Regions from separate parts of the Homo sapiens genome. Here region 2 is linked to region 1. A link is a loop called in an ENCODE intact Hi-C map of the cell type or tissue named here. Cell type or tissue: CD4-positive, alpha-beta T cell. All regions are shown on one strand. Links, peaks and the distances in the headings refer to the core of each region. The heading gives the core; the rest is flanking DNA. Region 1 overlaps LINC01934 (long intergenic non-protein coding RNA 1934). Region 2 overlaps LINC01934 (long intergenic non-protein coding RNA 1934).

Region 1 (15,996 bases), core at 3,228-11,227:
AGGCTGAAGTTTAGGGAGGTTAATACATGTACCCTGGGCTAAACAGCTGGTCAAAGACGTAGAGTCAGATAATTGGAACTAAGCCCCCAATCTTAATGTAAGACTTATGTGGTAGAAGTTATAAGCACTAACACTTTGGGGAAATAAGGAAACATAATAAAATGATAAAGAAACCCAAAAAGTTAATATTCATCTATGTGGAAACCTATCAGGTAGGTGACTAAGTCATCAAGAAAATGAAAAGATGTGTGGTAGACCTGGAGATGTGCTGCCCTCACCCCCCGTGCAGCTGCAGGGAGAGCTGTCAGGAGGCAGCCTCTAACATGGGACTCCTTTGGGATCTGCTTTAGTGCAGGGAGCCACCTTGTTTGCAGTCTCACCCTGTCTGAGGCAGCCTGCACAAAAGCCCAGCCATCCTGACTCATCAGCAATATTCTCTCTAGAGACACCTACTGGGTTGGCCAAGGCTTTGCCAGGTCTGCTTCACAGTGTGAGATCTTTCTCCATCCTATCTTGCTTTCAACCCTACTATTCCAGATATTCATTCCTTTTAAACCTTCTTCATCCAAAGGTCTGAGGAACCAGAGCTGTAACAATACTTCAAAGTTTTTGACAAAGAATAAAAATTATTTTATTGCTAGTTTAGGAATTTTTGAGTCTCAAGAATCTTTACATGTAAACATACCAAATAATAATTTTTATGGTAGTCTCAAGACATAGAGTTCCCCCAAATTGGGGTAGAGGCTTGGGGTGTGAAGGTAGTAAGAGGCAGGTACCTACTTAACTCTTCTTCAGACTGAATTGATCAGGTAATTCAGAACCACATCTGGTTTTGACAACATGCTCATGATATATCCCCCAAATGGAAGCCTATATAAACTACCTTATCCTCCTGGGTCTATAGTGTTCCTAGTTGCTGATTCCATATTATTATTCTAGGCAGTCTGATGTATGTACCTATGACATCAGTTCCATATCAGAATATTTCTACAAAATTACTTCCAAGACAGTTTTCAAATATAAAGAGATTATCCTCAATATGCTTCAACAACAATCAAACCCTATGCTATGTATGGTATCAATATTCTAAATAGAAAGCATTGACTGACACATGATATAGAATTATCAGAATCAGTCTCTATTCTCAGTCACTTTTCCACCCTCAGGTAGCCTCCTTTAACATCATGCCTGTTCTTAGTACCATTTTACTCTCCATTACTGTCAACTTTGTTTTATTAAGGAGGTCATGGTAATTAAGCCATTTCAAGAAAATTCTCATTTTTAAGGAAAGGGAAACTTGGAACCCAAGAAAACTTTCTAGACTCCAGACAACAAAGCAATCATAGGGAATTAAAAGGCATATGGCTCATATCTGGGGACAAAGAAGTTTTTGGCACTGTGGCCAGGCTTGTAGAGGGAATGCATGTTAAAGGAAGAGGTGAGAGGAAGCAGAAGACTTTCCCTCTCCCTCTTTCTAGATCCACCTCACCAGGAACAATGATAAGATGGCATGCCACCCTGTGTTTGATAACAGTTTCAGATATAAAAACATGGTCTTTATTTCTTATCAATGAAAACTACATGGGTATTTTTGAGGTATTACTTGGGTATTAACTCAGAAAATTCATAGATATAGGATTCTAGAGAATTAGATAACTTATGCATAATATAAATAAGCAAGTTACACAGGTAATAGCTAATCTAGCAAACATGATAAAGAATCAGTGATAGATATCAAAAAGGGAGAAGAGAATAAAAATATTTGGCTGTAACTTTACAAAAATCACTCATTATTTTAATTATGCATATTTTTAAAAACTAGTCACAAATCATGGATATGGATATTGACCAAGTCATAAACTTTGAGCAAATAAACAAATACACATATTTGAAACTGACATGATCTGTTTCTCTTAAATGTAAAAATTTTACAAATTACTTATAAATTATTCCAATTTTCTTTCAGTTTTTAATTCTGAACTAGTTTTAGCATACTTTTTACTCTACTGTCAACTCATTTACATTAAAATTAATCTAGAAGTCTACAATTAAGCAACTCCTAGATAAAATGGGTTACTCAAATGTGTATGTTTTAATGAATAATTGCATGTTGCTTGATACTTTTGTTCAAAGAAAATGTCACCAAAATCTTGTTTTGGATGTAGGTGCTTCTATTCAAGGACAGAAGCTGCAAAGGGGCTTTCTGCAGCACCAGGTGAGAATCTCCTAGGAATTAGGGATGATATTCGTGCTTGGGACCTGACCCCAACAAGGAGTCCAGAGCTCTCCATTCATGCTGCCTCATCTCCTGAGGCTGATTCACAAGGGAGGGTGACAGCCGCTTTAGCTGCTCTTGTCACCACAAGGCACTGACCAGCCTTTGGCTCATATAACAGTGGAACACGTTTTGGAGTTTCTCACTTCCTCTGTGCCTGGAGTAGATAATGTTGCAAAGACTAAAATTTACAAACTCAAATCTATCTTGTAAAAGAAGAGTAGGAAAGCCATGCTAACAGATTAAGACTTAATACTTTCAGTAAAGAATAGTCATTGGAATCACCATTTTTATATACCATATTTGAATCATGTAACACTTTTCTCAGGGTGGTTGAATTCATCAGGAAAAAATATATAGAGATATATTTATAGCTACATTCATGTGTTACTTTGATTTTACTTAGATTGTTTAAATTCTCCCCAAAACTTGCACAACTCTAATAATTAAAAGTTATTAGAGTGAGGGCTGATCTCAAGGTAAAAAGATAAAATTATAGCTAACTCACTCTCCGAATGACTTGACTTTAAAAAGCTAGTTAAAGATTAAATAATAATAATAAAACTTACATTTGAGGGCCATTCTTCACTGTTTTATAGATCCCTAGCCATGCATTCTCCCAGAGCTAACATAAAACTGCCAATCAAAACATGTTGAGTTCCTACTCTATGCCCTCAACTGTATTAGCACTCTGTTGACTGTAGAATCATCCACAGGAGAGGTCACTCCCATCAACTGGGTGCATGATTCAGGGCAACTGCCTTGGAATGCTTTTTTAAATTTTATTTTAATTTTTATTTTTTGAGACAGGGCCTCACTCTGTTGCCTAGACTGGAATACAGTGGCATGATCATGGCTCACCGCAGCCTTCATCTGCTGAGTTTAGCAATCCTCCCACCTCAGCCACATGAGTAGCTGGGACTACAGGTGTGTGTGCCACCATGCAGGCTAATTTTTAAAATTTTTTGTAGAGATGAGGTCTCATTATGTTGCCCACACTGATCTGAAACTCCTGAGCCCAAGGGATCCTCTTGTCTCAGCTTGCCAAAGTGCTGGGATTACAGGCATGAGCCACCGCACCCAGCCTTGGAATGCTTTTTAACTGAGCTGGGTTTAGCCCCTCTTAGCTTTGGTCTTCTCAAGTGTAAAATGGGGATAACTTATTTCTTTTTTAGGGCGATGGAAAAAATAAATAAGACACTTTATGTAAGGTGCCAGGCACAAGGCTTGGTATTTATAAATGGTGAATGCTCATATTAGTTAGTAATTGTGGTTGCAATAGTAATTTATGTATGTTGCATGCATAATGTATGTAGTAGCAGTGGTTATTCCATGTAGAAGCTAGCTGGGGGGGCAGGAAAAGCATGTTACAATAGCCACAGCTTCCCTAGTATCCCTGGATCTCTGTCAATAAAGTGGGTAGCTGCATTGTGTAGCTGCTTCTCCTGGCTTAATTTCTATAAATGTGTGAGAAAAGAACTCATAAGAGGGAGAAATATCTTCTGTCCACACCCCAGGTCACAGGCATAATCAGAGAATATAATCATTTCCTAATTTCAGAATCCAAGGTATATACCTATGCCTAAATTTTTCCATCATTGGTTATTTCTTGCAGGACAAATAAGAATTTGGTCCCTCACATATTTCACCCAACATGTCGTCCACTTACAATGTACCAGACACTACATATGGTGGGGAGAGTTGAGTTGTGTTCACTCTTTTCCCTTAAGAAGCTAGTGTACAAAAGAAAGATAGTCATGTAAACAATAAGAGATCATGAAAAGAGAACAGAAATCTAAAACCCAAGAGGAAAACTGAGCAGCATAGAGCAGTTCAGAAATCTAGCGGACCTCATAGTGAATAGGCTGGAGCCAAATGCTTCTACCATTGCCTGTGTCTCCATTTGTGTTCATTCCTTAAACTTTGCTTTTTAAAGCATACTTTATAAAAGGAAAATGTGGCGCATTGGTATCACTTTTGGTTGTATGATGTATTGTCATGCTATAATTTTAACAAAGGTGCTATGCTAGCCATAGGGAAGGAGAATATTTCATTCCTTACTCATTGCTAGATTCATGGCTGAGGCACCAATAAAAAAAGACAGATTAATAAGAGAAAAGCGTACTCATTTATTTAATGTAAGCTTTATGTGACACAGTAGCCTTTATAAGGAAACAAAGATTCAAAAAAACAGGTAACCTAGTGTATTTTTATGCTTAGATCTGATGGAGAGATGGATAGATATGGAGAAGTATGATTGGATAAAGTGGGTGTGATCTAATAATAATAAACTGGGGGGAGTTTAGCAAGCCCTTCTCGTTCTGATTCTTCTCTGTGCCCCTGTGCCTTCAAAGATAAAGATGTTCCTTTCCTCTGGGTTTAGGAAGGGCACCTTTCAAATGAAGGTCTCATGACCTGCTTCAAAAAAGAAGGGTAGGAGAAAGCCAAAGAGTGATCTTCTTAGGTTTTATTATATGCTTCAGGTGAGAAGGGTGAGAAGAAGGTGAGAAGGGTGAGAAGGTGAGAGTGGCCTTCCTGCTTCTGCTGTTTTCTCAAATGCCAAGGTGCCATATTTTGGGTAACATGTCCTGAATCCCATTACCACTCTAATCAATTCTAATATTTGATAGTAGAGTACAGAGAATAAATTCCAATTCTTTTATTGAGGCAGAGATATAATTATGAAGTATATACCAACACACATTTCCTAAGTTTATTTGAATATACAGTTGACCCTTGAACAATGCTGGGGTAAGCGGCACTGATCCCTCCCTGTGCAGCAAAAAATCCATGTATAACTTTTGACTCCCCCAAAACTTAACTACTAATAGCCTACTGTTGACCAGGAGCCTTACAAATAACATAAAAAGTTGATTAACACATAAATTATATGCTCTATTATGCACTATATTCTGATAATAAAGTGTGCTAGAGAAAAAAAATTAAGAAAATTGTATGGAAGAGAAAATGTACCTACTATTCTTTAAGTGGAAGCAGATCATCATAAAGGTCTTCATTCTCATCATCTTCACGTTGAGTAGGCTGAGGAGGAAGAGGAAGAGAAGGGGTTGGTCTTGCTGTCTCAATGGTGGCAAAGGCAGAGAGGTGAGAAGGTGGAAAAGGAGGCAGGAAAGGTAGTTATACTTGGTGTATCTTTTATTGAAAAAAAAATCCATGTATAAATGGACCTGTGCAGTTCAAGCCCATGCTATTCAAGGGTCAACTGTAATGAGGATTGATGTATACAGGTTGAGTATCTCTTTTCTGAAATGCTTGGGATCAATGCGGGATTTTGAATATTTTCAAATTTTGGAATATTTGCATATATATAATGAGATATCTTGGGGGATGGGAACCAAGGTTAAACAAAAAATTAATTTACGTTTTCTATACGTCTTATACATGTAGTCTGAAGGTAGTCTTATAAAATATTTCTAATAATTTTGTTCATGAAACAGAGTTTTGGCTGAACTTCAACTGCAGTTCATCAAAGGAGATCAGGTGTGAAATTTTCTACTTGTGGCATGACATCAGCACTCAAAAAGTTTTGGGATTTGGAGCATTTTAGATTTTGGATTTTCAGATTAGGGATAATCAGTTTGTATTATAAATGCAAAACATAGATTTTTAAACAAAAGTTCAGTGAGAAAATTTGGAAAAGTTGTTGATGGGAGAAATAAATTTTATCTAAACTTTACTTCTCTGGCAAAAGTAGAGCCTCCTGGAAAACACAGCTGCCATTAACCCCCCGTATGGGGGAGCTTTTAGGCAAGAAGGAGACTGCCTATTGTCATTAGGATGAAAATGTCCAATAGAACCTTCCACAGCTATTGCAACTCTAAATTTCCCCACCCACTTTGTTAAACTGATATATAAATCCTTCTATTTAGGGATTTATTTAACTACTGGGTCTATTGTCAATTAATTCACAGGTCCCATCACTCAAGCCTAAATTGGTAGAGAAAGAATTTTTCCTACCAACACTGTTCATTCTGTGGCATGAAATGAAGGAAAATAAAACTTCCCCTTCCTTTCCATAGGCAAGATTCCACAGGTCTGAAAATATAGACTTTAAAGTATATTTTTAATATTTACATTCATTTGCTTTGATTTCTTTTTCAGGATTTATGGGATTAGCAAATTTGTTATAGAATTGGATACAACTCATTTATTTTAGGACCATATCAGTATATCCTTCTACTATATCTTGTTAATTATGCAAGATATTAAATAATAGAATTTTTGCTTAATACAAACATGTTTGTGATTAACATAATATTTTCGGTATGTCTGAAATAGAATTTCAAATGTGTTGAACTGAGTAAAAGCTGTTTTATAGAATGACAGACATCTTAGTCAAGGCTAAGCATATCTAGAAACAAAGCATGAATATCAAAAGGGTAACGTGCGATCTTAGTTTCATGTACTCATATTTTAAGAATCATATATAAATTGTGGTACTCACCACACCCAAAACAGTGATATGTTTCCATAGTAACTGTTGATCTACTTATAACAAAACAAGGATGGTGAGGAAGGAGAAACAAAGAAAACAAAGTTAAAAACAGAATTAGCCCTGAATATATAATGACCACAAGAGAAACAGTTTGGTAGAGCATGTTGAGAGGGAATATTAACTCAGGAAAATATTAGGAATTTGTGATATTTTTGAAGACAAGAGTTATGTTTTCTGTTTCTTTTAAATCTTTCTGTAGTCTGAAAAAAAGCCATGCACACAAGGGGCAATCAATAATTAAATGAGAGAAAGACAGAGAGGGAGAAAAAGAGAAAGAAAGTAAAGAACAGAGGAAAGGAGGAAAAAAATGAAAAATGAAAACATTCAAGAAAACAAACATCTCTCTACCATCAGATCAATAGGCATGAAAATAATAGAACAAATAACAATAATCAGTTTTCAAAAATAATGATCAACTGTGAATGCTAAAGGGAGAAAATATCCCTTTTTAAAACCTATCATTGTAGGTGTTCACAAATGCCACTCAAGTCACTCTCAACTCCGGTTGCCACTTTAATAAGAAAGGCTCAGCCTGAAGGTGAATTATTTTCATAAGTTTGAGCTTAATTCATTCAGCCAGTTTGAATTTTGAGAACAGAAAAACATGTTTCCTTCCCCAGTGGCATTTTTATACTCATATAAGTCAAAAGTAACTATCCCGTCAGCAACTCAAGTAATAAAAGAAAAGCATGAATTTGAAGATTAATGCACTTAAACACACATGGACATTTTACAGCATGTTTGTAGGTATTTTGGTTTTCTAAATGTAACCTTTGACGTTTAACTTTTGTACATTCTTTTCTAAGCTTAACTATCTTTAAACTTTCAATAGCAATTAAAAACTAAATTGACCATATTACTAAGGTTAATTTACTTGTGTTGCAGATTAAAACAAAAATTATTCTGGCTGTACTTACAAAGCAGTTTGCCTATGTAAACTTCAAGGCTTTATAAGAAGATCATCTGGTGATAAGTTTGGAATTACTCTGTTGACTGAATAGAAACTATGTGCTTCTGAGACTTGGCTGTGCACACAAATCACCTGAGATCGTTAAGATGCAGATTTTTATTTAATAAGTCTGAAGTAAGGCCTAAGGTTCTGATTTTGGACATCCAGCTGATGTGAAACAGACCACATTTTGAGTAGCAAAGCTTTAGAGAACTATAATCTTTTGTTAAATATTTTCCATTTTCTTTTCCTTTTCGATTTGTGATTGATTCTTTTACAATCTTAACTTGTAGAAGAGTGAAGAGTTCTAGCCCTTTATGTTGCGTAGTACATAAAAAGAACTGCACAAATGGACTCTCCTTAGAAATTTGTAAGAATTGCTTCCCCTAAAAAGTTTGATTGTTTTCCTACTTGTCTTTGGTAATGATGAAGATCGCTGATCCTTTGGAGTTCAATTGTTGGGACAAATTTTGCTGCATTTACAAAAATGTGCTGATGTAAAAGTCTAAAAAGTAGCACAGATTCTAAAGACATCTCCAGACCTGAGTAACAATAACATTTTTGGCGACACACAAAGGAACAGGAAATTGTAATGAGTTTCTTTTAGCCCAAAAAGCAACCACAAACTATATTTCATACTGTTATTGGAACAACAGAATCAACATCCTCCATATGGGCCAGCAAAAAAGACACCTTTAAAATGCTATTGGAAGCAATAAATTGAAAAATGGGGCAGGTTAAGTGTGTAATGATACAAGCAAGACACAAACAGGAAGCCAGCAAATCTTAAGGGAGATCTTCCATGGCCTCAACTCTATTAAAATATACACATGGAAGTAGTTTTTCATGATTTTTTATTTCTGGTTTTAAATTTATTTAAGTAAAGAGCAGGAAAATCCACCTCAACAGTTTCCTGAAACTGTGCAGTTGAGTTCTTTTATTACAACCTTGGTTCATTAAAAAATTGTAAAACTCAGGGTATGTTTGCCCCTGTGATTAAAGTCAGAAAATATTGGTATATGGTCCTTCTACTCTTTCAGACAGGCAGAGAATATGAGTCAAAATTTGTAGCTTCTTTTTCTCTGTATATATGTCCACAAGTTTTTAGTACAATCTTAGGTAGATATCCAGGCAATTCAATCTATCTTATTTATCCTGTTAATGTCAGAATTTTTTGATAAGTTATAGATGGTCAATGAGCAGAATACTTCATAGAAGAGAGTAGAATATAAGTACATTTATTTCATTTTATACTAAGATAGTTTTTTTTTCATTTTCATGAGGTAAAGTTAACATATAGATATGACAGCAACAAAAATACACTTTTAAAAAATAGTTGGATTTTTAGCCAGTTCTACTACAAATATATTGACTACCTGATTTTAGCTTTGTTAAAAGCTAGTGTGGATAATAAAATGCTGCTACTGACCAATCATGCATTCTTCTTAATCTGTCTTTTATACATGTCCTTTAAAATGGAGGGGAAAAGATGGTACATGATTAACTATATCTACTAATGTGAGCCAAAAACAAGTCAGGAACAAAAACTATCTAAAAAAATCAAGAAAGCAATCACATTTAAAATAGCATTAAAAAATGCTTAGGAATAAATTTAACCACAGTGGTGAAAGATCCCTACGCTAAAAACTATAAAGCACTGATGAAAGAAATGGAAGAGGCATAAATAATTGGAAAGAGAGCCCGTGTTCATGGATTAGAAGAATTAATAAGGCTAAAATGTCCAGAGGAGCCAAAGCGATCTACAGATTCAATGCAATCTCTAACAAAATTCCAATTGCATTTTTTACAGAAATAGAAAAATCAATCCTAGAATTCATATGAAGTCACAAAGGACCTCAAATAGACAAAAAATCTTGAGCAAAAGAATGAAGTTGGAAGCCTTACACTACCTGATTTCAAAATATTACAAAACTATAGTAGTGAAAATAGCATGGTACTGTCATAAAAACAGACACATAAACCAATGGAACAGAATAGAGGGCCGAGAAATAAACTTATACCAACATAGCCAAAGAATCTCCAACAAGAATACGAAGAATACACAATGGGGAAATGGCAGTCTTTTCAAGAAATGGTGCTGGGAAAACTGGATCTCCATATGCAGAAGAATAAAAGTAGACTCTTATCTCATATCATATATAAAAATCAAAATAGATTAAAGACTTAACCCTAAGATGTGAAACTCTAAAATGAGGAAAACAGGGAGAAAGTTTCAGGATATTGGACTGGGCAATAATTATTTTGGATATAACCCCAAAGTGCAAGCAATAAAGGCAAAAATAGACAAATAAGATTGTATCACACTACAAAGCTTTGCACAGCAAAGGAAAAAATCAACAGAGGGAAGAGACCAACCTACATAATGGGAGAAAATATTTGCAAGCCATGTATCTGAGAAAGGGTTAATGTCTAAAATATATAAGGAACTCAACTTGATAGCAAGAAAACAATCCAATTAAAAAATAGACGAAAGACTTGAATAAACATTTCTCACAAAAACACATACAAATGGCCAACAGATACATGAGAAAAATGCTCAATATCACTAATTTCTTTTTTGCAAAGAAAAACAAAGCCACAATGAGATATCACCTCACACCTGTTAGAATGGCTATGATCAAAAAGACACACAACACAATAGACACTGGTGATGACACAGTAAAGAGAATCCTCATATACTGTTGGTGGGAATGTAAATTAGCACAGCTGTTATGGAAAACAGTATGGAGGTTCCTCAAAAAACTAAAAATAGAACTACCATATGATCCAGCAATCCCATGTCTGGGTATATATCTAAAGGAATTGAAATCAACATGTCAAAGACATACATGCACTCCCATGTTCATTGCAGCATTACTCATAATAGCCAAGATAGAGAATACACCTAAGTGTTAGTTAAACTGATGAGTGGATAAAGAAAATGTGGTATATATATTCAGTGTCATACTACACAGCCTTAAGAAAGACAAAAATCCTGTCATTAATGACAACATGGAGGAACCTGGAGGACAATACGCTAGGTGAAATAAGCCAGGCACAGAAAGACAAATACTATATAATCTCACTTATATGTGGATTCTAAAAAAGTCAAACTCATAGAAGCAAGGGCGAGAATGGTAATTGGAGGTGGGGATGTTGGCCAAAGGGTATAAAGTTTCAGTTAGATAGGATCGATAAATTCTGGAGATCTAATGTACAGCATGATGTCTATACTTAATAATATATTGTATACCTGAAAGTTGCTAAAAGAGTAGATCTGGCTGGGCACGGTGGCTCACACCTGTAATCCCAGTACTTTGGGAGGCCAAGACAGGCGGATCACCTAAGGTCAGGAGTTGGAGACCAGCCTGGCCAACATGATGAAACCCCATCTAAACTAAAAGTACAAAAATTAGCCAGGCATGTTGGCATGTGCCTGTAGTCTCAGCTACTCCAGAAGCTGAGGCAGGAGAATCACTGGAACCCAGGAGGTGGAGGTTGCAGTGAGCCAAGGTGGCGCCACTGCACTCCAGCCTGGGAGACAGAGAGAGACTCCGTCTTGAAAAATAAAATCAAACAAAAAAAAAAAAAAAGAGAGAGAGAGAGATGTTAAATTATCTCATCACCAAAAAATGGTAAGTGAGGTGAAGGATAGGTTAACTGGCTTGATTTAATCATTTCACAAGGTATGCCTGTATCAAAGCATCACATTGTATGCTGTAAATATATATAATTTTTAAAAAGCAAATTACATAGTGTTTTGGGTGTTTAACCATTTGCAAAACATCAGTTCATGTACACTGGACTTCCAAATTTTCTAAATTATTATATATTTTAAAATGTAATTTGATTGAATGGGCTAAAAAGTTTTCAAAATACCATCAAGAATATAGTATATGCATTTATGAACAGGATGCAATGACTTAAAATATTAAAGTGACACAAACATTCACATAACATTTATTAAGCAACTCCCCAAAGCCTAGAACTTTAAAGGAATCAAAATCCCCTTTTAATGTCAGAAGGTAGATTAATTTTTTAAAATTTTCCATGAAACTAAGGGTAAAAACAAAAATCCCTAATTTATAAGGTTGCATAAACTCCAGTTTCCAGCACTGACCACTAAGAAAACTTGGAGGAATGAATTTCTTCTACATTCCCAGAATTTTCCTTTCTTTTCTAGACAGGGTCTCACTCTGTTGCCCAGGCTGGAGTGCAATGATGCTATCATAGCTCACTGCAGCCTTGATCTCCTGGGCTCAAGCCTCAGTTTTTTGCCTCAGTCTCCTCAGTAGCTGGGACTACAGATGTATACCACCATGCCCCGCTGTATTTCCAATATTATAAGTACTCATGCCCTTATGAGAAAATAGTATCTTAAGCAGAAAGGCATTTTGCTAAACTCAAAATGGAACTAAAATTTTAACATCTGACAGCAGAATTTCTTACACAGTTCAACATTTTAAATTTTGCATAAATATTTGTACTTATGAGTACAAAAATCTGACCCACATCATGATATATTCTCAAGATTCTGATAGCAACTCACATAGTTTTAGTTATAATATAAATGAGAAAAATGTATGCTAAATTTTATGCCTTGTATGCATGTAATGAATCAATTTTTCAAGGACTACTATCAGGCTTAAGTGATATAAATAAAGAACAAAATAAAGTTCCTGGTGCACAATAAGGTCTTCATCTCACCAACAAGTAATCATGGCTATATGAAACTGCCCTTTCAGTTACCTCATATAGCATTGGCTCCTCTGCAGGGTAAGACTACCCTTTCTCTAATGCAGATATTGCATCCAGAAGGCCATGGGCCATATTCAGTTGAAAGATACGTGTGGCCTGAAGAGTATGTTTTGTTTGGTTTGGGTTATGCAATATGATATTTTGAAGAACTTTCCAATTTGGTATTCTAAGACTATGTTTTGGTTTGCTCTGGTATTTTGCAATTTGGTATTTGGTATTTAGATGGCGCCTAAGCTGGCCACCCCACCCCATTTCTTATTCTTCCCAATTGTTTAATGACCCATCTAACCCACTCATTTTTGTCACCTGTCTGATCTCTGCACCAAGCCCTGCACTATTAGCAAATCTCAATGGGAAACTCTCAAGTAAAATAGCTTCCACTGTGACATCTTCACATGAAAGAAAAATGTTCATTTTCCTTACACCATGATTGGTATGTATCCTTTCATTTTATATGACAGCAAGCCAATATTTGAAATGTTAGGGAATACTCAGCACAAACCAGCTTTGGCAGCATCTCAGCAACTCCTGTGACTCTGAGCATCCTGGAAAACTGTCTGCTGATCTGTATGCTGCTCAGCTTTGGATTTCAGTCTGCTTTGCAACATTATCTTGCTCTATTGAATGAAAATGTGAAGTCTTCCTTTTTTCCTACCCTGCTATTCTCTCAAACCCTCAGACAATGGAATTTTCCATTAGAAAGAGAGAATATAGCACTTGGAGGGGAAAAATCAGTTTTTTGTTCTTCTTCTGCCCACTATAATACAAAGCTTTGCTCCTCCTCTCGGGAGAACGTAAGGCTGGCTGGCAGTCAGTTTGACAGAAGGAGAGCAGTGCAGCGGAAAATTGGATAACAGGATAAAAATCTATGGGGCCACAGGAATCCCATCAAAACTGGCTCCTCCTGTCAAAACCCAAACAAGTGACAAGGACAAATATAGAAAGTTATTTATATTTAAATATTTCTAATGATATCGTAATTATACTTCTGTCTCTGTTAGGCAGCCATTTTCCTGTGAGCCACAACTCTGAAAACCAGATATTGTATGTTGGAGAAAATCTACATAAGAATCAGACAGCTTCAATTCAGACATCTGGGAAAATTCTATGAACTCCTCAAATAGCTATTTCTAAAGGACAGAGCATAACAATTTGTTTTTTCAAAGACTTTTTTTAGAGTGCAATAGCCAAATTCAATAAATATGGGTTATTCCCAACTCTTTGGGCATGGGAAAACCAAACTCTCTAGAAGGTATGTAATAAATTAATTTTACTTAAAATTAAATTTGATATTTTGAAAAATGTCCTATTTTATTTTATGACAATGCATCATATTGTGTCATTGGGTAGGTCAATTTTCTGACTAAACTTTAGAGTAAGTTCAATAAACTGAGATTTAAATTGTCAAAAGATATACATTTTCTCATTTTCAAACTTGGAAAATGGGTTTAATATAGATATTCTATATACATTAAAATTAATTTTATTATTAAAACCAGACATTTTGGAATACTTCTTTGAGAGAATACAAGTGATATCAAAGAATTTAGCACCACAATGGAAGACAAAAGTGAACAAATACATAGACTATATAGGATCTACTGTATATTATACTTCTACAAAACTTTAGTCATAATTCCTAAGGACTTATTCGTCATCGTTATTAAACACATAGTCTTCCTCTTTCATAGAGGGATAGCTATGCATATACATATACACACATCAGACCTGTGCAACAGAAAGCGAAGCAGAGGACTGTCAGCATGCAGATTCATTAATTTATATTGAAAACGATGTATTTATTGCCCTTAATATTCAAGACAACGTGTCAAATGCTGGCAGTAAAGGCTAATATTAAGGGATACTTCAGTCACAATAATATGTCATCTAAACATCTGAGAGTGCTCTATACAGAGATCAGAGCAACTGAGGATCCTCCGTTCTATGGGTCCTTTTCAGTTGAAATATCTCTGACGTGTAATCAATGCTTCCAATTATCTGAACCCATTTTCCAGAAAAAAATTTAATTTCCCACTGCTGCCAACTCTCTCCTTCTACTTAGCTCTAACAAACAGATTTCCTCATTTTTGCTCCTATGTGCCATCGTCATTTCTGTCTTCTCTTGTTTATGTTCTTCCTAAACCTAAAGTGGTCTTGATCTTTTCCTCTTTCACCTAAAGTCCCATCCTCTAAAGTCCACCTAAAGTATCACTTCCCTTTGAAGCCTTTTGACAAATCCAATGGTTGTTTACCTTGTATAAGGCAATGTTTTCGGTGCTTAATGTATATGACCATATTTAATTGCCACAATTCCATTAAGAGTGGTAGGATCCCATTTTAAAGATATGAAAAGATCAGAGAAGTAAATTGTCTCAAGTAACACAGCTAAAATGTAGCAGAAACCATATTCAAGCCCCATCTGTCTGACTCAAAGGCCTATGTCCCTAACTGTTCTGTTATTTTGCTCCCTCTTCTAAGATCTTTTTTCTCTAAACTCATGTTCTAAATGGTACCATATGGTGTAGGGTTTAATTGTTCTTTGGTTCATATATTTCTATTCTGGGTTCTTCAGTTAGATAATAAATGTGTAAAAGTTTACTGATCTCCACCCCAGCCTAGTACCAGGCATTTAATCTGTTAATGGACCGAATCTAGCAAATCTACAAGAGTTTAACAAATAAAAGGGAAGCTGTATTTCTCAGATTATTGCTGTTTGTCATTGATTTGGGTAATTTATAGTTCTAGTAGCCCTTTGGGACTATTTGCACTCTAGTGCACTATAAAATGTGAAGTCACAAAAGAACATCTTAACCTGTATTCAGTAAGTCTTTTACTAAGACTTTGTGAATAGCATTTTACCAGGTACATGGGGGAAAATACTAAAGATGTCTAAAACATAACCTCTGCTCTCAAGAAACTTGTGATCTTGTTGTAGAGAGGTTTCATATATATTAAATTATTTATGTGTTATAAAGTATAGGGCCAAGCCAGGCATGGTGGCTCATGCCTGTTATACCAGCACTTTGGGAGGCTGAGGTGGGTCGATCATTTGAGGTCAGGAGTTCGAGACCAGCATGACCAATATGGTGAAACACCAGCTCTACTAAAAAAAATACAAAAACATTAGCCAGATGTGGTGGCACGGGCCTGTAATCCCAGCTACTTGGGAAGCTGAGGCAGAATTGCTTGAACCCGGGAGGCAGAGGTTGCAGTGAGCTGAGGTTGCACCACGGCACTCCAGCCTGGGTGACAGAGTGAGACTCTGTCTCAAAAAAAGAAAAGTATATGGTCCATGTAAGTACGTATACTACGTATTATATATGTATATGAGTTAATATCTAAAACATGAGTTTATACATAAAATACACTTTAGTGCAGTGCCTAGCACACAGTAAGAGCTCAATGAATATGTACATATCCAAAAGATCTAATGTATGGTATGATGACCATAGTTAATAATATTGCATTGTACACCAGAAATTTGCTAAGATCATAGAT
Region 2 (15,996 bases), core at 2,545-10,544, 51 kb before region 1:
ATTAGATTCCAAAATCAAATGCCTGAAAGATATGTTAGAAGTTATGTTTTGTGTGTCTGCCTCACTTGATTTCCCTCAAATCCTAGCACCTAATTCTAAGCCCCCATGTACAAGAAGTGTACTCTATTATATCAGTCTTAACATAAAGGTAGTTTCCTTGCAATAGTCTTCCTTTGAAAAATGGATCTGAGAATGACAAGTAGAAGGTGGCTGCCTACATTTCCTGCTAGTGGTAAGCATAATTTAGATTGTAGATTCTTGGAAGACTGCCATGTAGACAGGTGGTTTTCTACATTTTTATTCAGCGCTCATATTTCTAAGTGCTGAGAAACCACAGTTATAGATGGTATAAAATACATGGCTAGATATTCAAGGAATTAGTTTAAGTCAAATATTCATCAATTCTATCTTCTAACATTTGCTCTCTGGAGTCAGGAACTAAATATTCAGATGCCCTAGTCTATCAAATCGTGGCATGTTAGACCTCAAAGCTTTGTATGGAATTTTCTATAAGTGCTGTTTCTCATTCCCATAGGGAAGTGAAAGCTATCCTTTAAATATAAAGACTGTCAAATTAGACCAGCTTTCTCAACTTATTTATTAGCAAAAGTGAAACAACAAAAAACAGTGTTTAAGCTTGTCTGTATTACATACACAATCCAAAAATGTACTTTATTCATTTACATGCATCACTTGATAGACAAAGTTAATAATCTTTAACAATTACTTTTATTGTTATAAAAGCAAATTGAAGTTATGCAAGGTTCTGTATATGCTTTATTTTACAAGTCAGAAATCAATATTATTATATAGATCACTATCAAAGCAGGCTTCTTTCTTGGCCTCCAAATCTAATCAATTACAAGCAAACTTCCTAACAATTTCTCAAACCCGTCCTTTTCTCCTCATCACCACTGACATGGCTTTTGTTCAGGCAACCATAATTTCTGGTCTGATTAATTACCGTTGTCCTAACCGGGCCAAGTTTATCCTCTTTTGATCTATGCCTCACATTACCACCAGGGTGTTATTTCTAAGAGTCAGTGCCAATTTTGCCACTCCGTTGTTTAGAATCCTTTAATAACACCCAAAAGACTATAAAGGATAAATCCTGACTGCTTATTATGTCACACAAGGCCATTTTAAATCTGGTATCTACTACTCATCCAGCCTCATCTCCTATCACTCACTCCCACTCCTTCATCCTAGGAATTCGCAAAATGCTTTGCATATAGTTGACAATCAGTATGTAGAATTAATGATTGAATTGTTTTAAGACATTGATACACAGAAAGGTTAAGTGACTTGTTCACTATCAATACAAGCTGCTATGGCTACTAATCCATTTTTTGCCACTTTATAAATCCACCAAATAATAAAAGAGGTAAGCAATTGCCTTGCTCTCTACATGATACATCCATTAGAGCACACTTAAAGTATTGAGTGTTCAGCCCTGAGTAAAATTTTTTCTCCCTTAAATAATACAGATTATAAAAATTGGATAAAAATGGGGTCAGTCTCTGTACCAAGTTAAGAAATTGCTCCTGTATTCATATTCTTCATTAATACCTTCTCCGAGTCTGGTCCTTCACTATATAGGCACATCTATTCAAACCACATGCTGTCAGTTGCCTTGCATATGCTTCCCCTATGGGCTATTTCAAGGGAATTACCAGCTTTCAAGCGAGGTCTTGGAGTAATGTGTAGGCTTCAAGCAACTGTGTGCTATTTTACCGTTATCCCTTATGTCTTTGACAATTTGCAATTTTATAAATCACAACATAAACATAATTTTAAAATAATTTTAGTCATATGTTTCAACTCTCATAGGAAATTGTGCTATGCTTAATGTATTTAATAAATCATTAAATAAACCAAATGAAAGTAGAATGTGATATAAAGAGACATGAAAGGCTTTCCCTGGATGAAATTTAACTTTACAAATGAGTCAAGAGACTTGACCAAGGGTAAGGCAGCCAGAATGTCTCAAGGGGGAAAAAACGGCAATATACAAACAATTGCATATGATTCCATGTTAAAATAACTCCTGCCTTTTCTCCCTGTCATATGGATGCAACTATTTTCTCTTATAAGTTTATGTATCGTTCACTCTGAACCTTAAAACTTTTTCATGTTACCCTTTGACAAGGCTCATCATAGAACGATATTTCAGGCCCATGGAAGTTTTAAACAGTGAATTATGATTCTTTCTTTCTGAAATCTTTAAATCTCTCTTTGCTTTTCTTCTGTTCTTGCTGGCCTCCCCAATATTTTATACATGTACAATAAATTATATGTGATCTCTGCCCTTGATATTCAGTGCCAAATGTGATGGAAACTAAGGCTTGTACCATTCTCTTCACTCTTGAATCTCCAATTCTGGTTTGGTAAAAGTCAAGGGTATCATTAATTATTTAATAAATGTTATGAGCATCCTTAACAATACAAGTTTCAATTAATTTTATTAAAAAGCATATACTATGCAGCACTTTATGGTAGAAACAAAGTTACTATGAATAAAATAATTTAATCATACAGACAAAGAAGATTCAACTATTTTCTCTCTCTTACATCCTTAAGTGATGTCATATTGATGAATTGTTGGGTGAACAATAATTTCTAACTAGGAAAGAGAACATAGAGAAAGATTTTAATTTCCCCGATTTACTTTTTAAGGCAAGATTTTGCTATTTGGCTTGTATTTGGAATTACAAGACCGAGGCCTAGCTCAAATGTAAACTAATTTTTAGAAAGCTGCCTAATCTCCCCTAACCTTCAATTTCTTAACCTGGAAATTAAAAGGGTTGGATTGGATCATTTAATCTCTAAATGCTCCCCAAAGCCCCTTCTACTTACAGCATTCTGCAATTTCATTTTGCTTTTTGTACATAATTTCTCACTCCCACTGTGATATTTTTCATATATCAGAAATGTCTTATTTATTTTGTTTATGGTTCAATGTTAAAATAAATCTTTTATTTGCATAAACATTCAGGGAACATAACATTTTCCTCTTATTCAGAAAGAAGAGCACAACCTCCGGGGGATGACATACACCATAAGATCTCTCAAAATTATTGTCACATTTTTATCGCGATCATACCTTGAGAATGGGAGTCTGAACCCCTTATTTCAGACTGATAAGGAGACCAAACAGTTATCTAGAACAAATACATATATATACATTTTTTTGAGATCTCACTTTGTCCCCCAGGCTGAAATGCAGAGGTTCCATCTAGGCTCACTCCAGCCTCAACCTCCCAGGTTCAAGCGACCTCCTGCCTCAACCCCCCAGGTAGCTGGGACTACGGGCTTGTGCCACCATGCCTGGCTAAGTTTTGCATTTTTCTGTGGAGATGGGGTTTTGCCAGGTTGCCCAGGCTAGTCTTCAACTTCTGAGCCCAAGCAATCTGCCCTCCTCAGCCACCTAAAGTGCAAGGATTATAGGTGTGAGCCACCGCGCCTGGCTAGAACAAATACTTTTTAAAAAATAATTGGACCTTAAAGACAAAAAAAAAATTAAAAGACTTATAATGGCCATAACTAATATTTATATAGTACTTATCATTAAAAGACTACATGCTTTCAAAAATAGGCTCCAGAGTAGAAATAGGTTTTCTACATAAATTAACGTGATGGAACTGAAGCACCAAGAGTTACTTGCTTCTTGCTTAAGAATAGCAATTGAGGCCGGGTGCGGTGGCTCATGCCTGTAATCCCAGCACTTTGGGAGGCCGAGGCAGGCGTATCGCAAGGTCAGGAGATCAAGACCATCCGGGCTAACACTGTGAAACCCGGTCTCTACTAAAAATACAAAAAAATTAGCCGGGCGTGGTGGCGGGCACCTGTAGTCCCAGCTACTCGGGAGGCTGAGGCAGGAGAATGGCGTGAACCCGGGAGGCGGAGCTTGCAGTGAGCCGAGATCGCGCCACTGCACTCCAGCCTGGGCGACAGAGAAAGACAGCGTCTCAAAAAAAAAAAAAAAAAAAAGCAATTGAATCCAGCTGCTTTCCACTAGGTGAAGAGTCAAATATTGTAAAGTGGAAAATATCTCAGGGTGTCTGCCCATCCCACTTCTCCTTCGAGAAGGGTCACTCACTGTCTTTAGTAGCCATTTTTGTACTTTGCTCCCTGCCCATAGCTGATCCGACTGTAAGTGGAAACTCTCCCCTTGCATAGTCAATCCATTGGCTGAATTATAACAATGAATATTTCTAGTAATTGGGTGAAGAGACACTAGCTAGTTGGTCAGTGGCACTCAAGCTGGAAGGCTATGTAAGCTAGGAGTGGGTGCCACATGCACCCTGAACTATCAAGAGAAAGATAGAGGAAGGGAGGGAAACAGAGAAGGAGAGGGGTAAAAAGGGAGAAAGGGGTGGATAGGAGACAGGGAGAGTAAGAGAGAGAGGAGCGAGAGAGACAAAGATGAGGGTGGGGATTCAGACAGAAAAAGAAAGATAAAGAGCTATATCTCTACTCTTGGGTTGTATTTTAAAAATTATGCATCCCAATAAATTCTCCTCTTTAATTCAATCTAATTTGAGTTGATGATTTTTTCTTGTAAGATATCTTTCTATAAGACCTAATGACTCTCAAATCAGTCCAGGATTCTTTCCCTAAACTCTCTTTTACTGGGCCAATGTGGTATCTAGTAACTACTACTACTATTTGCAAAAGTAGGTAAGCGGCTTCCACTAACTATGAAACAGTTATCTATTTCCATAAATGATAGCTTGGCACCAAATACATTTAAAATGTGATGTGATTTTTTTTCTTTTTCTTTTTCTTTTCTTTTTTTTTTTTTTTTCACTGTAAAAGATCAATATTCTTTCTAGTCAAATTCCAGAAATAAAAAGAAGCCAAAGAATGAGTTCAGTGAGATCCTGGATTTTCCCTTTCTCTACTTTTTCTGCAGAAAGTACGTTTTTGCTCTACTAGTTGTTATTAGAAAGAATATATTATGTAAAGTGATGGAAACTACAATTGATTTATAAGAGTTTTTGTTATTTCTGATAATTTATTATGCCCCTGAGAGTACAAAACTACTTAAAAATGCTTTTTTGCATTACAAATTTTAATACACCAGCATGGGAACGATTTAGGTTGCATTGAGTTTGAAAAAGTGCAAAAATATTGCTTCTGACATCAACAATTGATCCCCTAATTTAAAATCCTTTTTCTATGTATATCTGTCAGGTTATTTGGGTATACATTGGTATATGACATCAATTAGAAAAGAACCATTATGAGTGACATAGAAAAAAAAAATGGGTAGGCAGCGGTAAGGAAAGATGGACCTCAATGGAGAGGGGAAGACAAGGATAAACTGGTTCTGAGGCCAGCTTCTCATGACCTCCAACTTCTCCAATGCTGTGACTGTTCTGTGATGGAAACTGCAACTGATTCATAAGAGTTTGTGTTATTTCTGATTACTCCCTAAGCTCAGACAAGCAGCAAACTACTTAAAAATGCCTTCTGCATTATAAATTTTAATAAACTAGTGTGGAAAAAGCTGGAGCTTATTATCACAGAGCTCAACATGCACCTTACTTGGGAATCAGAAGCTGCAGGCCTTGCCAGGAGCTGGAGGAGCTGCAGGCCCGCCACTGCTCAGCACCAATAAGGTGAGCCCTCAGACAAACAGCAACACTAGAGGGCTGCAAACAGAGCAGTGCCCTCAAGTGACCTTCCCAGCATAAAAGAATATGCTTTCTACTTCACTTCCACCTACCACATCTTATGCACTGTGTCTCTTGCACCTCACATTAACCCGGGTTAGGGTTAGGGTTAGGGTTAGGGTTAGGGTTAGGGTTAGGGTTAGGGTTAGGGTTAGGGTTAGTGCACATCTTATGCACTGTGTCTCTTGCACCTTACATTAACCCAGAAGTACGCAGGCAAAGAATAGAGGGAAATACCCTTCCAGCTTAGTTAACTCAACATCATGTATATCCACCACACTGTGGTTCTTGCTTGCTATCATCCTCTTATTGGTGAAAAACCAACAAAGCCCAAATCATAACTTCCTCATTGATTTGACAAATTATTCTTGGGTTAAAACAAGAAAAATTATAACATTACTAAGTTTCAAGTTTAGTTTTTTTTTCGCACCAGAAACACAGTGTTTTGCATACCATAAGTGCTCATGAATATTGATAAGTTGAATTACATGAAATCAGGTGCTTTACAACCCACAATATGGGCTTGACCTAATCCCTCCTTGTTATCTGTGTTATTTTCCCTTGACCAGATTGAGCCACATATTTATTTTTCATTTACTGTCTCTTGCCAGCTCTTTATTGAGTACTTGCCAGTAATATACAACATAATATAACCTATGGTTAGTTCCCATGGCTCTTGAAATTTTTCAAATTATAAAGAGAGAGTGTCTAATGACAAATAGCTGGATTTCTAAAATATTCATGTAAATAAAAACTGTATGACTGGAGTTGTTGTGCTGCACTATTCTGAAGGGATAAACACAACATTTAATTTGTTTTACATTTTGGCTGTTTGCAAAGCTTTCCTGGGTTGTACGGGTCATTTTTATGTAAGATAAATCGACATGTCTCCTGTTAGTAGAGCTCTGCTTTTTCCAATAGTTTCTTAATGTTTGAGAAGTCATGGAATCCTCATAAGAATGTATGAAAGTTATGTACTCTCTCTCTCTCTCTCTCTCTCTCTCTCTCTCTCTCTCTCTATATATATATATATATATATATATATATATATATATATATATATATATATAGATGATTTCATACAATTGTAAAGGAGTCAGAGACCCTCTGTAGCCATCTACAGATCCTCTGGAAAGCAAATAGACCTCAAATCTAAAAACTTCTATTCTTGACTAATGATGATCGTTATGAAGAAGATACTTGAAATCTCTAAGATATTAATTCAAATGTATCATAACTACATTAAAATCTCCTCGTGGGGGTGGAAATACTTAAATTACATTAAAAAAAAAACCTGCAAGCATCTCTACCAGGCAGTGACTCTGTGACTCTGACACCGTTTTGGTGTTTACAGGCTGCCTCTTCCATACTGTCTGTGTTTTTATTTCTTTTCATTACCATTTTGACCACCTGCCTGGTGTTCTAACACAGTTCTTTCTAACTTAATTGATGCCCAATTCGTGTGTTTTAATACATTTTAAATTACCACATATTATATGGATCTTACTCTTTATGAAAATGTTCTCAAATTTTTAAATCATGTTTTTACATTTGATGCATGAACCTCAAAATTATTTTCATTCCATGTGGTGCTGATCTAATGTCAAGGTTTGGATACTGTTGACAATCTCCAAACAAAAGAAGAGATTTCTGTTTTAGTAATTGATCCCAGTTGCTTTTAGAAAGTAGGTTCTCATAATTTAAAAATGTCCAGTTTCACAAGGAGAATTTTTTTCAGCCTACACACATCTGTATAGATTGTCCATCGTCTAAATCACAAAGCAAGATTCTGATTTTTAATTTGTTCTGGCATGAAATTAGGTGCAACATCTGTTTTGCACATGTTTTACCTTTTTATCCCTTTTGCTCATTACTGCAGTTTTCCTACCCAAAGATTTCCAACTGAAAATGTTTTTGAAACCTTGATCTGTATTCTTAAAGGTAAGAAAATTTTTTAAATTAGTTTTCTGTGCTTAAAAAATTAATAAACGTGTTACATTGCCAAAGTGAGTAAATCCTCACTTTAGTAAGGTGATCCTCACCAAATTATAAAAAAGAAGCACTTACATATCACTGTGTCTAAAACTGGCTTCTCTTTAGCAAGGTGGTGAGGAAGATATAACGTATTACTGAGGTGTTACCATGCCCTCCTGACATAGCTGTAGTTTTGCCTCGGATGAGGCAATGTGGACACCATACCCTCCTGCATAGGTTCTGCTTTGGGGGTTGGCCAGAGCTCTGTCTCCCTGAACTCCATCCAGCCGAAGCCTGTGACTCCCAAAAAGGTAAGAAAGAGGGAAAATGGGTTGAGAGGCTGTTACTGATATGCTGCATTAGAAGATGAAAACTTCATAGTAAAATATCATAGGTGGGGACAAAAGAGAACAGTATATTCTAAAAAATTTTACTGAATCATTTTTTTTTTCACATACAGTCAGGCAGCCATGGGGATATGTTCTGAGAAATGCATTGTTAGGTGACTTCATCATTGTGCAAATATCATAGAGTATTCTTAGACAAACCTAGATGATATGGCCTATATACACCTAGACTATGCAGTATAGCCTATTGCTCCTTTGGCTGCAAACTTGTCCAGCATGTTACTGTATTGAATAATGTAGGCAATTTTAACACAATGGTAAGTATTTATGTATCTAAATATAGCTAAATATTGAAGAGGTACAGTGAAAATATGATATGAAAGATTTAAAAATGGTATGCCTGCATAGGACACTTACCCCTGAATGCAGCCTGCAGGACTAGAAGTTGTTTTGGGTGAGTGAGAGAGTGAGTGATGAGTGAATGTAAAAGCCTAGGATATTACTGTACACTACTGTAGACCTAATAAACACTGTGCACTTAGGCTACACTACATTATTTTTAAAAACTTTCTTCACTAATAAATGAACCTCAGCTTACCCTAAGTTTTAAATAAACTGTAATTTTTAAAACCTTTTGACTCTTTTGTAATAACATAACTTAAAACAAAACACATTGTATAGGTATACAAAAATATTTTATTTATATCTTTTCTATAAGCTTCTTTCAATTTTTAAAATTTCATCTTTATACTTTTAAACTTTTCATTTAAAATGAAGACAAAAACAAACACGTTAGCCTAGGCCTACATGGGGTCAGGATCATCAATATCACTATCTTCCACCTCCACCTCTTGTCCCCCTGGAAGGTCTTCAGGAGCAATAACATGCATGGAGCTGTCATCTCCTATGATAACAATGCCTTCTTCTTCTGGAATGCCTCCTGAAGGACCTGCCTGAGGCTGTTTTACAGTTAACTATTTTTAAATAAATAAAAGCAGTACATGCTAATAATGATAAAAAGCATAATAAATGCATAAGCCAACAACCTAACATTTTATTATCATTATTAAGTATTATATACTATGCATAATTAAATGTGCTAGACTTTTATACTACTGGTATGGCAATAAGTTTGTTTACACTAGCATCACCACAAACACTTGAGTAATGTGTTGTACTATGAGGCTACCATGTCCCTAGTGATAGAAATGTTTCAGCTCCATTATAATCTTAGGGGACTGCCATTGTATATGCAGTTCGTTGTTGACCGAAACATTGATATGCAGCACATGACTGTATTTTTCCTTTCTTCTGCCCTCAGATTTTCAGCTGCTAAGCAGATTTCTTTTCTTTTCTTTTTTGTTTTTCTGAGACAGAGTTTCGCTCTTGTTGCCCAGCCTAGAGTGCAATGGTGCGATCTTGGCTCACTGTAACCTCCATCTCCTGGGTTCTAGTGATTCTCCTGCCTCAGACTCCCAAGTAGTTGGGATTACAGGCACACATCACCATGTCTGGCTAATTTTTGTATTTTTAGTAGAGACGGGGTTTCACTGTGTTGCCAGGTTGGTCTTGAATTACTGACCTCAGGTGATCCACCTGCCTCGGCCTCCCAAAGTGCTGGGATTACAGGTGTGAGCCACTGTGCCCAGCCTAAGCAGATTTCTAAATTCCTTGCTTAGAGATACTTGAAACCCTTTCCTTCTCTCCCTAAAGATTCTGCTGGGTGATGGGGAGGGGAGGAAAGAGGTAGATGGCTCTGAGAAGACTAAGAGGGGTAGGAGAGATTCCTTGGGATTGGAGAAAAAAACTGTGTGGGTCCCTTGTTAGTGTGTGTGTGTGTGGGGAGGGTTTGTCTCCAGGGTCAGAAGTCACATACATATGATACCATTGTGTGAAAACAATAACCATCATTCACCAGCGTCCAGAAGGAAACCAAAATAAATATACCTGAAAATTAAAGGAACTTGTATTTAAATAGTTCGCTCTTCTTCTAGTCTATAATATTAAAACTTTTATGAGCATTGTTTTCCTTTTAAATGAAAAACATTCACAAAATGAAGATGATAACCTTTTTTAGCTGTTTTCCAAAAGAAGGCCAGTTGGAGCCACATAATTTAGGTGCCTCAAGCTATCTTTCTTCTAATTACTGCATGAATTCATCTCATCATCATTATCAGGTAACTTTAAATGTACCCACACAGGCTGAAGCATTCCTGGAAGTGCATTTCTCTATGGAAGATAATGCTAGACACCACAATAAAAGAAGCCAAATGTGTTAAAATGCAAGGTGAAAATTAATAAGAAAGAATTCTGACTATCTTTTAAAAATATTCAGTATTGTACAATTGTGCACATTTATCAAATTTCTGGTTTCCCCCACATAATTAGAAAGCTCTAATTTGAAAGATATCACTTTAAATAAATATTCTGTTGTTCAATTCTTTGAGAAATCTCAGAAGCTGAAAATACTAATTTATGATAGGCGAGGAAATCACTCACCAAGAAAAACAACCTGATATCCACCCTAAAACAATGCCGTGGTTTGGTTCAACTATCCCTTACTAAGCCACTTTCAAAATTAACATTGAGAAACGGTAAATTTTTTTGACAGTATTCCTTTTGCAAAACATTAAATAACTACAGAAAACACAAAGATTTCTAAATCTTCCTAATTATGTCTTCACTTATATGCATTTTTAATGAAGAACTCAAAGTAATTGCTAACTCTGGAGTAGTGGAGTATACAAATCCATTTATTTTGTTTAAAAAACATGCAGCTGTCTCTTTGAGAGCCTTTAGGAGGTGAAGCTATATGACTCCCCACCGTGGGACATTCTTAGCACTTATAGCTTACACACAGAATTTTCCACCACTTGTTCTTTACACTTAGTAGTGAATGGCTAAATCTGGAAATACTGTTTCTTGCTACTAAAAAAATAGCACTACACTCGGTAGTCTAAAGACTTGTTTTATATTCAGCAAATTTCTGAAACCCAGAGTGTAAAATTGGGTGTAAAAAGTTCCATGACAGCCAACTATTGCATCTTTTAAGTAGCTTTAAAAAATAAACTTTTAGAGCAATTGCAGATGTTTTTGTTTGCCAGCTTAGACCTGCATTACTTTTCATCAATATCAGGAGGGTTCTGAATGAATGCAGGGTTATGTCCTAGGCACTTAACAAAATATATGTGAGCACAACTATAAGTAATGAAACATTTTCTCTACCACATATGGACATGTTGGCATTCTATCCAATTATCTTACATGATGATATGGTTTAGCTCTGTGTCTCCACCCAAATCTCACCTTGAATTGCAATAATTCCCTCTTGTCATGGAAGGGAGCCGGTGGGAAGTAATTGAATCATGGGTGGGTGGGTTTTTCCTGTACTGTTCTCATGATAGTGAATAAGTCTCATGAGATTTGATGATTTTATTAAGGGGACTTCTCCTGCATAAGCCCTGTTGGCTGCCACCATGTAAGACGTTTCTTTGCTCTCCCTTCCTCTTCTGCTATGATTGTGAGGCCTTCCCAGCCATGTGGAACTATGAGTCCATTAAACTTCTTCCCTTTATAAATTACCCAGTCTCAGGTATGTCTTTATTAGCAGCATGAGAACAGACTAATACACATGGCAAGTACATGGTATTTTCAGCAGATAATTTTGGGCAGTGACATGGGACAAGGAATTGGCAGCATCTGGGGGTGGGAAAGACTGTATCAGCACTGGCTGTTCCTGTGGTCACTTATCTTCCTTTGAGCCCCATTCCTCACCTCTGTAGAATGGAGATTGTATTAATTATAATAAATCTGATGTGATGATTGACTGCTAATATCATATATGGAAAATATGGAGTCCAGGGTCTCGTGCAGAGTCTTTGATGACATTGAGATTATTGTGGCTATTACTAAGAGGATGACGACTGCAGCACATGCTGCCTGTGTTCCTCCCAATTCTCTCAGATCTCTTTTGATCTGCCTGGATATGGTGCTTCCATTTTCAAAAGCCATACCTGTGATACCTCCTCAGAGGGCTACTCTCTGGCTGCCAGAGCCTATGATTGTTGTGAACAGAGAACAGCGAGTAGCTGAAAACTTACATCCTTACCATTAATGGGACTTGTGTGGGTGTAAATATCCCATTTACCCAGCACCTGCCAGGGTGATCTCTGAGGTATGGCCTGCATGCCTCCAGAGCTTCTTCATCTCACTAGAACTTGGCTTAATCCACCCTGGCTTGGCCTTCTCTCCTTCCCAGTCCCACTGTCTGTTCCTTTTCTTTTTTTCCCTGGGAATATTTCTTAGTAACCTACTTTTCCACAAATTCTCATCTGAGAGTCTGCTTCTGGAGAGCCCTAATCTAAGGTAGCAATGAAGAAAGAGGTCAAGAAGAAGAGAAGAAAGATGGATGTAATGGTTAATTTCACGTGTAAATTTGACCGAGCCACAGGTACCCAGTTATTTAAGTATTATTTAAGTGTGTCTATGAGAATGTTTCTGGGTGAGATTACTATTTGAATTAATAGACAGAGTAAAGCATATTTTCTTCCAATGTAGGTCTCATCCAATATCTTGAAGGCATTAATAGACCAAAAGACTGAGAAAGAGAGAATCCACTCTCTCTGCATGATGGTCTTTGAGTTGAGACACAGGTCTTCTCCTGCCTTTGGACTTGTTGGACTTGGACTGGAACGTACTCTATTGGCCCTCCTGGTTATCAGTCTTCAGACTCCAGAATTGCGTGATCCAATTTAATAAATCTCTCTCTCTCTCTGTCTCTGTGCGTGTGTGTGTGTGTGTGTGTGTGTGTGTAGTGGAGGATTGAGAAGTAAAGTTATTTCTAATACTCTTCACTTAGAGTAACAATAGAGTGTGTGTGTGCTGAATTAGAGTAAGAATAGACTGTGTGTGTGTGGTGAATTACAGTAAGAATTAGAGTAAGAATAGAGTGTGTGTGTGGTGAATTACAGTAAGAATGAGAGTAAAAATAGACTGTGTGTGTGGTGGGAAGGACAGTGAGATACGATAGAGAGATTATTTCTGTGGTGGCAGATGGAGCCAGAACCAGCCCTCCTACATATCCCCAAGGAATATGTAGGGGCACAAATCATATTATGGATCAGAAGATTCACATTCTTTCCCTGGTGGATTTCCAAGGTGTACAATTACTATGCATCTTACAACATTTTTCTATATTAGTCTACTAGTCTATATTAGTCTGCTCCTTTGAGCTGCTTAAGGTCAGGGGCTATGTGGTCAGGAGCCACCTGTGAATGCCCAGTGCTCACTGAATGGTTGATGGTTAAGTTAGTGGTTGAGTAAATTAATAGTAAGAACTTCACAGAGTCATCTCATCAATGCCATATTTTGAGTATTCTCTTTTATAACACATTTCTTTAACTAAAGAGTGACCACATAATATGATGAAAAGAACGGGGGATAGGAACCAGGAGCCCTGAACCATGATTATTGTGTGTTGCTGCCAACTGATCTGACTTGGAAAATGTTGTCAGTTTTTTGAGCTTTAGTTTCCTCACTAAAATATTAAAATATTTGAATTTCTAATATTATATTAGCTTTAATATTATACATTTGCCACTAGAAAAAAATAAGCTTGAGAAGAGTAGAAAACAGAATTTTTCTATTTGCATTTTGTATGAAATCTAGAGTGATGATAACCAGTGATCAATCTTGGCAACTTGAGTGTATAAAATTTTTCAGCCCTCTTTAAGATTACAAAACTATAAATTCAAAACTACAAAGGTAAATATTAATTTAAATGAGAAAAACGCTACAAGCTACATAATTGAAAGGTTAAAAATGCAGCAAGCTACATAATTGAAAAGTTAGAAAATAGCATAGATATCAAAAATTCAAGAAAATGTATTTCAATAATTAACCACCTGACACAACTTTATTTTCCCCAGTTTTTTTTGGCTGCATACTCTTTGATTGCTTCTCCATATGATAATGATTTTACAATGTTATAGAGAATGTAGATTTAGTCTTTGCTTTTGTATGACTAAAAGGTTATTTTTTAGTTGATAACATAGAAAATTTTTAATTGATTTTGACATCTGAGCTTCTAAATTTCATTACAATATGCTAAGTGAGTTTTTGGCATTTTGAAGCTTCTGCCAGTCTTCTGTCTTTTACTTTGTTTTTTTGGATTCCATCAACATACTTCATTTCAGTCATATTTGAATGTTGAGCTGATGAACAATCATAAAAAACATACAAAATTAAGAGGAAATTAAGTTATACACTATAGCAAACCAAATGCTTTCTTGAAATGCCACCCTGTAGTATGAGCCAGTATGACTGTATAATCAAATTCCTTTTTTACCATATATATCAACTTATTGATGTATGTGCTCATTTCCTCTCCTACAAAGTAAATGGATTTTACAGGGTGGTGTTTTTAACTTTTCATGATGAAAACTTTCAAATATGGAACAATAGCACAGTATGCATCCATGTGCCCACTGCCTGGATTCAACAATTGTTAACATTTTGCCATATTTACTTCATTAACATATTATGTTTACATTTCACAGTGCCACTGAAAATGTTGCATACTTTCTCTGAAGCTGCCAAACTTCCTTAGGTAAAAATGAGTGAGATTCTCTAGAACGTGTTTAGATGTATAAAACATGCAGCATCTCATTCAGAGGCATTCAGTGTAGTACAACAACAGGTTTTCTGATTATTATGATAAACTATATTTTGTGCAATTCCTCGAATAGTATGTATAGTGCATATTTAACTGTATGCATTATGTTAACCAGTATATTCCTGACAGGAAAGAACTTGCATTTTCATTAGGCATGCATGACAACAAAACCGTCACCTTTCTAATTTACATATCTACTGACTGGATGTCTTTTCCCAGATTCACTGCAGTTCCATTCATGTCCATCTATGTGTTTCTTCCATTCCTCACATTTCTGATACCAGGCACTGCAGGATGGTGTTTTAAGACTTCTAGCCATGGATAGTAAGAGTATTCTTAGAAGTCATTTGTACCTCTGAAGAGCTAACCATAATCTCACTATGCACAGCAGTGATGGCAAAAAAAATTATTTATCCAATCTCTCTTTATATGGAATCCCAAAAATGTTCAAAGCCCTTCCTATGTTGCCTGATATGGGGATGTGTGTATATAGGAGGTTGGGGTGTAAGGGAGGAGAAGCCAGACTGAAAAGAGATAATGGTCTTAGCCAGTTATGGCTAAGATCGTTTTCCTTGTCAATAAGTGAGAAGTCTTGAAGTTAAAGTTGCATATGCTTCATGGTATATCTGTCTCTGCTCCTATTTATCTCCTCACATATGTCTGATAAAAATGATGTCTAAGACACCCAGAGATAGGAGGACTCCAGAATCATCCTGTGAATGTCCCTATGGTTATGTGGAAAAATGTCCTCAATTTCTGAATATACAAGCTGAAGTATTTACGATGAAATGCCCTGACAGTTAAAATTCACTTTAAAATGGCTTGGCACATTTTAGATAGATATGCATGCATTAGTGAAGCAAATATGGCAAAATGCTAGCAATTGTGGAACACAGATGGTGTGTATATGGATGTCCATTGCACCCTTTTTCTACTTCTCTGTGTGTTTGAAAATTTTCATAATAAGTCTAAAATAAGGTACTACTTAACAACCATTTTCTCAACAGAAGATGAAACTGAGGTCCAGAGGAGCCAAGATACTTGCCTAAAGTCACAGCACACACTGCTTCTCCTTTTCTCTGGCTGCTTCTCCTGGTGAGATGATCCAGAATTCCTACCCTAGGGGATTTTCCTGCCATAAAGGCCAGGTTTGCATTTGACTTCTCATTCTGTAGCATCTCCCATTCAACACAACATAAGTGTACAGAGTTTGTGGTAATAAAATGCTAAGAAGTATGATTTTTGCCTTCTTCTATTCATGAGTAAGGCCTGGGTAGTAGAGGTAACTAGATGTATTAGTCCATTTTAACACTGCTATAAAGAA

What was found. A loop is a pair of places that touch in the nucleus more often than their neighbours do. Peaks named below come from ENCODE experiments on the same cell type or tissue, not always from the same donor. Only the 100,000 strongest peaks of a DNase experiment are listed, where the experiment ranks them.
Region 2: it touches region 1 in a loop (2.0-fold over the local background); 4 of 110 quality-filtered maps call a loop at or near these places.

What each region holds. Positions count from the first base shown.
Region 1 is chr2:181,215,792-181,231,787 of GRCh38, reverse strand. It overlaps LINC01934 (long intergenic non-protein coding RNA 1934), which reads right to left. Exons shown (of 5, transcript NR_130784.1): 2 at 5,253-5,317. Among named protein-coding and RNA genes, the nearest start is that of MIR4437, 82 kb to the left of the region's middle. In CD4-positive, alpha-beta T cell, for the core only: no CTCF peak of the experiment used is centred there; a DNase peak (open chromatin) is centred at 6,737; H3K27ac peaks cover 2,172 bases.
Region 2 is chr2:181,265,635-181,281,630 of GRCh38, reverse strand. All of the region lies in intron 3 of LINC01934 (long intergenic non-protein coding RNA 1934), which reads right to left. Among named protein-coding and RNA genes, the nearest start is that of MIR4437, 32 kb to the left of the region's middle. In CD4-positive, alpha-beta T cell, for the core only: no CTCF peak of the experiment used is centred there; DNase peaks (open chromatin) are centred at 5,670 and 5,890; H3K27ac peaks cover 1,828 bases.